2 separate regions of the Mus musculus genome follow, and region 2 is linked to region 1. The links are chromatin contacts, found by Hi-C or POLR2A ChIA-PET in ENCODE. All regions are on one chromosome and are shown on one strand. Each heading gives the region's core, a stretch centred on a gene start or an enhancer-like site at or near the end of the contact. The rest is flanking DNA. Distances are from core to core; before and after follow the strand shown.

What was found. A loop is a pair of places that touch in the nucleus more often than their neighbours do. ChIA-PET counts read pairs that join two places held with the same protein, here RNA polymerase II (POLR2A).
Region 2: a map of gastrocnemius shows a loop between it and region 1 (6-fold over the local background). The contact joins the promoter of Amz2 here to the promoter of Axin2 in region 1. A Hi-C loop is called at or near these places in 2 of 37 maps with a recorded cell type or tissue (T-helper 17 cell and gastrocnemius). POLR2A ChIA-PET finds 5 or more read pairs at or near these places in 1 of 5 experiments (embryonic stem cell).

Annotation. Positions count from the first base shown.
Region 1 is chr11:108,918,181-108,922,190 of GRCm38, forward strand. It overlaps Axin2 (axin 2), which reads left to right and starts at 2,169. Exons shown (of 11, transcript NM_015732.4): 1 at 2,169-2,381.
Region 2 is chr11:109,423,400-109,427,745 of GRCm38, forward strand. It overlaps Amz2 (archaelysin family metallopeptidase 2), which reads left to right and starts at 2,547. Exons shown (of 9, transcript NM_025275.4): 1 at 2,547-2,631; 2 at 3,087-3,176; 3 at 3,571-3,698. The coding sequence starts at 3,687.

The sequences.
Region 1 (4,010 bases), core at 919-3,418:
AAGGGACTCCCCGGGCTGCACTTCCTCCACTGCCCCAGCCCTGGGGTAATGAAGGAGCAGCCAAGCTCTCCGGTTTAAAGGCAGCCTGTGATGACTGTGGGTGGCTCAGGGGCAGTGGGGGGTCAGTGGGGACAACTCAAGGGAGGAAACCACCCATGAAGACCCAGGTTCCAATTCCTTTCTGAAAGCCTCCTCTTTTCTGAACCTTGTTTATTTTGATTTGGGATGGTTTGATGATTCTATGTCCCCTCCCCGAGAGAGAGAGAGAGAGAGAGAGAGAGAGAGAGAGAGAGAGAGAGAGAGAGAGAGAGAGAAGAATCAGGGGTGGGGTGGGGTACATATGTGTACACCCTTGGGTTTTTGCACTGTACTTGCTTCTATGGCAGTTCATGCCTCTCTCTACACTTCTGTTTCTGTGACAATACCTCTGTGGCCCAAGGACCCTCAGGAAACAGTTTTGCTGGGGTTGATGGAGGAGGTGGGCGGGTATGCCTTTGGTCTAGGATTCCATATACCATGTCAGAGCTGGAAGGCAGAGAGAATGGAGAGCCACCCAGTATCCTCACACCTGGTAGTTGTCTCAAGATACAGATGCATTATGGGAACACGCTTCCTCTGGTCTTCCCCGGAAGGACCACATTTCACAGCCGGGACTGCTGGCTTTAGAGAGGTCAGCTCTGGTTGCAAGGAAACCCAGGTACATTGACCATGGAGGAAGAGCAGGAGGATGAGACCCACCGGGCCTCCTTTCTAGGCTGTGGAATTTGAGGCCTAAGGTGTGTGAGCTCTCTGGCCCTTTGCTGCAGCCCGGGTTCTTTCTCCAGTAGAACATGGGGGACACTTTTCCCTCTTTGGACAGCCATGTTTCTTACCTGTTTCAAAGTCTCCAAAGCGGAATGTTCGCCCTCCCTTCAGAAGGCCAGGCCCTTGCTTCTCTCGGCTTTCCTCTCTTTGGATTACTTTGCCCTGGGCTCCGCTGTTGATATTTTGTTGCTGCTGTTGTGTTACTGCTTTGTCTCTGAGAGATTGAGCCTTAGGTAGCCCAGGCTGGCTTCCATTTTACTAAGTTGGTCTTGGAATTCTCATTCTATTGATTGGCTCTACCTTGGGGTGGCAGCCATGTGTCACCAACTCTGGCTTATGTGGTGCAGGGGTTGGGGCGGAACTGAGCGTTTGTGAAGTAAGAACTCTATCAGGCTACCTACTCACTTCCATTCCCCCCCCCCCCCCCCCCCCGCAAGTTTATCAGCTCATCCACGGGGAAATGCTCTACAACAACAGATGAATGAATAAGTGTTCTGAACTTATGGCATATTTTTTTAAGGCCCGTGCCTTATAAATATTTTGGGGAGAATGTGGAAAGGAATTCGAAGGTGACAGTGGGGTGAATTTTTAATACTTTAACACCGCGTATGTGTGGGAGGCATTCCACGGCTGTTTAATAAGTAACATATGGGATGGTGGCAGCCCTTTGGGAGAGTGTGGTGGGCACGGATTTGTTGGGGAAAGAGGTCCATGAGTGTGCAAGGAAGGTGCTGACTGATGTGTAAGGTTGCAATATTGGGGAACTGAGGTGCGCACCTTGATTCCACTGTGGAGACAAATTCACAACCGCCCATCTTCATCCAAACACAACTGTCCACAAACTATTTCTATATTAGTGCAAATAGATACTGGAGCACAAGTGCACACACACACACACACACACACACACACACACACACACACATACACACACATCATGCCTTCTGAGTCAGAGTACGCCCTAAGAATTGGCCAGCGGATCTAGCTCCTACCAGAAGGCTCTCCAAATTCCCAGGGAAATTTGAAAAAAGGTAGGAACGTGTTTGATTTGATGGAGGGGGGCGGGGGGGGGGCGGGTGCTTTATTGCAGTTCTTGCAATGGCCAGAGAGAAACTGGCATTCTAGAGCTGGAGAGCGCTAGGTAGGCAGGGGGAGGAGACATGAGCAGAGGCTGGAGAACTTGAAACATGAAATCAATCAGAACTCCGGCCGAGAACACCCCGGGGCCGCCAGCAGCCGGCGGGGGGCAGACGAGGGCCAAGGAAGGGTTAACGCGGGAGCTGAGTGTGCCACGGGGGCCGGGCCGGGGCGGGGCAGAGCGGGCGCGCGCTGTCCCTTTAAGGCGGGCGGCGCGCGGGCCGGCCGAGCGCCTCTGTGATTGGCGCGGCGGGATCACTGGCTCCCCGAGCCCGGCCCGGGGGAGTCGGCTGGAGCCGGCTGCGCTTTGATAAGGTCCTGGCAACTCAGTAACAGCCCAAGAACCGGGAAATAAAAATAAGCAGCCGTTCGCGATGGATTTCGGGGCCACCCGGAGGCCGAGGCGTCCGCCTCCCCAAAGGAGAGCTTTGCTGTAAAAGGTGGGGTCGGAGGCTCGGTCCCGTCGCAGCCGTTTCTAAGAAAGCTCCGTGCGGCCGGGGGCGGTTGGCAGCGGGGCGCGGGGCCGCGGGAGGGGGCGACCGGGAGCAGGCCGGGGTAGTAGAGGGGTGCGGATTGCACGGCCCCCCAAAAGGGGCGCTGGAGCGCGCTGGGCTGGCCCGGGTGCGGCTCGCATACCTCCCTTCCAGGACCGTGCGCTCGGCTCGCGCCTTTGAAGTGCACAGTTAAATCCACAGCGCAGTTTTTGTTGGAAGCGCCCGGAGGACATTTGGTGCGCCTAGTGACTGCTGGAAACAGGACCTGGGTTGAAAGCCGGCCGGGCGGGGGCCGGGGGCGGCCGCGGTGGGGGCGGAGGCCCACTCGGATCTTTTGCATAAAAGGGGCAGCGGGGCGCACGATCCCCCCCCCCAAAAAAAACCCGGCGCAGACCTCGGGATCGTTGTTTTCCGTGCACCCCCTCCTCCGCCTCCGCGAGACTCCTCATGTTCCCCACGCCCGGGCGGGCCCGGGGGGGCCCCGGGGCAGCCTCTGCGAGTCCAGCGGGGGACCCGGGCAGGGGCTCTGCCCGCGGCGCCTGCGAGGTCTCCGCAAGGAGTGCGCCAGCGGATCAATGGTGAGTGCCGAGGCCGCGGCGGTCCGGCGGCCGGCGCGCTTTGATGTGCGGGGCGGCGCTTTGAAGTTGGCAGGCCGGCTATTTCGGGGCGCGCTCCGGGCCCGCGCGGAGGGGAAGCGGCGGGCTCGGCGCCCAGCGCTCCGGGGGGTTTGGCCGGGCGGCCCTGCGCGCGGTGAGCTGGAGTCCCCTCCCCTGCGCGGGGTCCGGGGTGGCGGGGGGCCGGTCAGGGAGACTTCTCCAAGTGGCGTTGGGGACGGAGGCGGAGACGGGCAGCTCGCCCTCGGGGGTCGAGTCGCCGTGGGTGTGGATGAGTTGGGGTGTGCGTGTTCATGCGAGTGCTTTTGGAAGGTGGGATGAAAGGGTGGCGGCGCCCCCCGCTTGCCCTCCCCGCCCTTCCACCGCCCCCTCCCACTTCTTTCCCCACTAGTCTCCCCCTCCCATCCGCGGGTCCGCGCTTAGGTGCCGGGAGCGCTGGTGAAGGCTCAGTCTGAGGGTAGAACCGGCCAGAGCCCAGGGCGCTCCCGTCCCCCCGTTCCTCCTTGCCGCCCCTTTTGCGGAGAGGCCGAGACTCCGCGCGTCGCCATTTCTGGACTAGGCGGTTGCTTTCCGTGCCTTTTTCTGCGGGAACCTCTGCGAGGCTTGACACCAGGGAGTTACCCCCATCCGGGCTCCGGGGTCTCCGGCCTCGCTCCTGGTGGACGGCATACCGGGACTCTGGAGGCTTTCGTTTGCAGTTGGGCCGGGGAGGGACGGGACAGGAGGGGCTCAGAGGAGATGAGAGCCTGGCGGCCTTCATCTTCCAGGTAACGGCGCCTCGCCACCTTCTCTGCGCCCGGGTGCGCGGCACTGTCCGGCCCCACCACTTCGGGTTTGTGCCCAGCCTGGCGGCCTGAGCTCCGGGACTGGGGTGGGGTGCATCGACCCAGACCCGGGGTCTCGGGCAGCTGGCCTGGCGTCCCTCCCTGTACCCCGGCCCGCCCCTCCTTAGTTTGATCCT
Region 2 (4,346 bases), core at 1,297-3,796, 510 kb after region 1:
CTACCGTTTTTAGAGCACAGTTGGGACATTGCCCTTTTCTGGGAAACCCAGTATGGCCTCAGGGAAGCCATTCCCACATTCACACTCTGGGGCTTCCTCTCAGGAGATGAGCTGGCCCTCTGCCAGTTTGCCTCTGAGAACCAGGGCTTAGTCCATAACCCTGCACACACATGAGTCCTTCACTAGCCTTTTCTACCTCCATATGACATCTTAACAGACTGACACACCTCTCCAGATGCCTATAAGAACAACAGAAATTCATTTCTCACAGTTCTGGGAGTTGTGGAACTCAAGATCAGCGTGCTAGTAGGTGCTGTCTGTCAACTCTACTGTTCGGTTCTTAAGTAATATGCTGTGGTCTGAAGTCTCATAGTGCCACCAATCCAATTCATGGGGGGCCACACTGGTCGTCATCTAGTCTCCTCCTGTGCTAGTCACCTCTCTCACTGCTGTGACCAAATGACTGAGGAGTGGAAACTTAAGGAGAAGCCCATTTTAGCTTATAGTTTCAGAGGACTCAATCTATATTACTGTGGGAGAGGCATGGCAGCTTAAGCCAGAGGCAGCTAGTTACATTGTGTCCACAGTCTAGACCCAGAGAGCTATGACTCTCTGGGTGTTTGCCTTCAGTCCAGGCCCCCTGACCACGTGATGGTGCCACAAACATTTAAGTTCGGTCTTTCTACCTCACTTAACCTAATCAAGAAACTCCCTTACAGGTCTGCAGGGAGGTGTGTTTCAAAGGAGATTATAAAGCCTATCTCTAACTGACTCTGCCTCCCATGGTGCTGGGTTTAAAAGTATGCACCACGCATCTGCCATGTTATGTGATGAAAGAAAGAAAGAAAGAAAGAAAGAAAGAAAGAAAGAAAGAAAGAAAGAAAGAAAGAGAAAAGAGTGACACATTTAACAATGGGTGTGATTATGCATACTTGTGATCCTACCACCCCAGAGGCTGAGGCAGGAGATAGTTGTGAATCTGTGGCCAGCCTAGGCTATCTAGTAAGTTTCAGGTCAGATGTGGTGCTGGACTGAGTAGGGAAGAATTCACCTAGATGATGTAAACTGCAAAGCCTACTGTGCATCCTCTGGCTACACGGGACCATGAATAATTTCTGATTATTGGCAGGACTATTTGTCTGCAATGATATGGATTAGTTATTCTGAAATTACCCTCAGTGCATATTGTACCACAGAGCAGTTAAATGCAGAAGTAAATTATGAATAGTGGGAGACAGACTTTTCATTAGTATGGAAGGGAGTGCACACAGAAAAATGGAAAGCAGGAACCTTGTGGTGTTAGACTGCAATCAGAGTGATTGGTAGGAATTCCCAGTGTAGGTGTCCTGTGACTACTTAGAAAAAATTGCTTGTTTAGAAGCATGCTCTGGAGTATTTACACTAAAGGGGCATCATGTCTACAGCTGATTAAAAATGTCCCGGGAGAAAAAAATGGTCAGGTTGTTGGGGAGTGACCTCATGGGAGGAGAAAGAGGATCAGAGGGGGTCCTGGGGAAATATAACCGAAGTATGAAAATTTGAAAGAATATACATGTATGTGTCTCTCTCTGTATGTGTGTATACAGTGCTCAGAAGTCAGACACAGGAACATTCTCTGCTACATAGTGAGTTCAAGGCCAGCCTTGACAGGAGACCCTCCCCAAATAAGCCACTTTTGTCAACTTGGTAAGGGCAGTAAGGACAACATATATGAGCCTTGTTATAATAACTGGGCAAGGATAATTAGAGCAGTGTGCACAAGGCAAGAAGAGAGCAAAAAGTTTGGGGGTTGGGTAGGAAGAAGGGTACAGACATGTGGGGTATGCAGTCTTTAACTTCCAAGGATGAGAGGATGTTGATAAAATAGTGGCATCATCCCCTTGTTTGACCTTCCTGGGGCCAGAAGCGCCCAGAGATGCAAAAGGATTGAATAGGTATATGCTGGGGGCGGGGATCAGGAGATCTGGCCCTGGGGTTTCCCCTTCCAGAGTCTCCTGGGGGTCCGAGCTCTAAGCTCTTAGTTCCCCAAGTACCAAAGGCAACCCTATGCCCCACGCCCTAGGATGCAGCCCTGCTTCCTGACAGCGGTGAGGCCGCGACAGTCGGGCAAACCGACTAAGAAGGGAAAGTCCAAGCGGGTGATGTGTCAAGCCGCGGACACGGCTGACTTATTTGGACCCAGTGGTTAAATTACTCAGGCTCAGCCCACGGCAGGTGGTTCCGTGACCCTGCACCGCCCGCGAGGAGCGGGTCGCGGCGCCCCCGTGAGGGCCGACGCGAAACAGCGACGACTGGGGACTGTCCGACACTACATCGCCCCCTTACTACTTTAGTCAACCACACACAGCGTGAGTGTTGTGAAATGGACAGAGGTCACGCCTTCGGGGCGGGGTTACAGCACATGGGCGGGGCCTTTCTGGAGGAGTGGGGCGGGCTCAGTGTTTGGAGGAGGAGCCTTAGGAGGGAAGAGCGCAGATAGGAGGCGGGGCGACGATTGAGGGGCGGGAAGACGGGTCTTGCTAGTGGGCGGTGTGGGCGGGGCATGCGTGAAAGGGTGAGGTGCGTCCGCGCGAGGCGCATGCGTGCTAGGACCACCGTGGCAGCTTGAGGGCGGCCTAGAGGCCTGTCCGGGTGAGGGTGGTATGAGGAACCGTCAGGGCTGGGCAGGGGAGGAGGAGGAAGGTGTTGATCGTTGGGGAGGAGCGGATGTGGTGGGAGGGATGGCTGCGGCGGAAGCAGAGGGGACCTCGGGGGCAGGATGTCTCTTGGGAACAACGCGGGCCTTTCCGGTTGCTCCCTGGGTAGAAGACGCGAACTCTGAGTTCCGGGGAGGCCCCCCACTTTTGACTCAAGCAGAGACTGGGTGGCGTCTGCACCGGCCGTGCAAGTTGCTATGGGCAACCAGCTAGCACGTCTGGCGAGACCCACTTGGCGGGAGATGTTCCGGTTATAGAACCGAAGCATCTTAGGCCCCCGGTCCCTGCAGTGACTGTACGATGGCTCCCTGCACACTTCTTCAGCGACACCATCCACGTTGGACTAGGATGTGGAGGCCTTCTGACTTTCCACTCTGTCTCTTTTATTAGGGTGAAGGCCACACCCCTTTGCCAGACATGCATTGTCCTTAGAAAAACATAAATGGAAAAACAGCAGCTGGAGATTTCTCCTTTATAAAGGTAGGTAGACTGAATGGGGCCATGGTGATTTATTTTTTTTTTCTTTTTAAATTTCATCCTGTAAAAATAAAATCTCAGCCCAGATGTGCAGTACCGAGATGAGCTACACTCAGCGTAGTCTCTAGGATCCTTTCTAGTCAGTGTCACCCTCTTGAGCTCCAGAATTCAGAAGTTCACTGAGCACAGCAGTTAGCTTAAATTTCAAAATCAGTCGTTAATAAACTGAGAAATACAGAGAAACCCTGTCCCACCCCCCAACCCACCCCCAAAACAAAGCAGAACAAAAAACCAGCCAACCAACCAAACAAACAAAAATGGAAAAGGCCCTCAATTAGAAAACACAAACTAAATGGACAGAAACATTCATCTTTTTTTTCTTTTCTCACTCAAAAAGCGTCTGCTTGGTATGAAGGATGAACGTGCCACGTAGGGACTTGATAGGAATGGGGAAAGTCCTGTCACCATGAGTATGGCGTCTCATTGGTCATCTTAGATCTACCCCCGTGTCTTATGGCTGACAAGGTAAGCGTAAGGGGCTGAGATGGATCTTGCCAACCTGCAGTTAAATAACAGAACCATTACTCTTTTCCTTATTGAATATCTTTGAGTGACACTGGAAGGGATGCCGTTGATCCTGTGGACAAAGTGAGTCAGCTCAAAATATTATGATTGTTTTCAAATGACAGAGGACGTTGGGCATCAGTAGGATTTAAGAGTCACCGCTAGCCAGGCAGTGGTGGTGCACACGTTTAATCCCAGCACTTGGGAGGCAGAGGCAGGCGGATTTCTGAGTTCAAGACCAGCCTGGTCTACAGAGTGAGCTCCAGGACAGCCAGGGCTATACAGAGAAACCCTGTCTTGAAAAACCAAAAAAAGGAGCTGTTAGTTACTGTTTTTGAGACAATGTTGCTATATAACTCAGGCTGAGTGTCAACTTTCAATCTCCTGCCTCTGTCTCCTGAGTATTGGTTTACAGGTGTCGGCACTATGCCCAACTTGACAGTAGTTACTAGGATGGGAACAGCAGGCTCAGTGGGAGATACAAGAATGGTCTGAATGAATGGTTTTCCTTTTAATTCTTTCGTTACTTTCCCCCAATAAACTGATTGGACGCGGAGAAAACATTCTTTTTTATTTATTTATTTATTTTGGATTTTTTTTTTTTTTTTT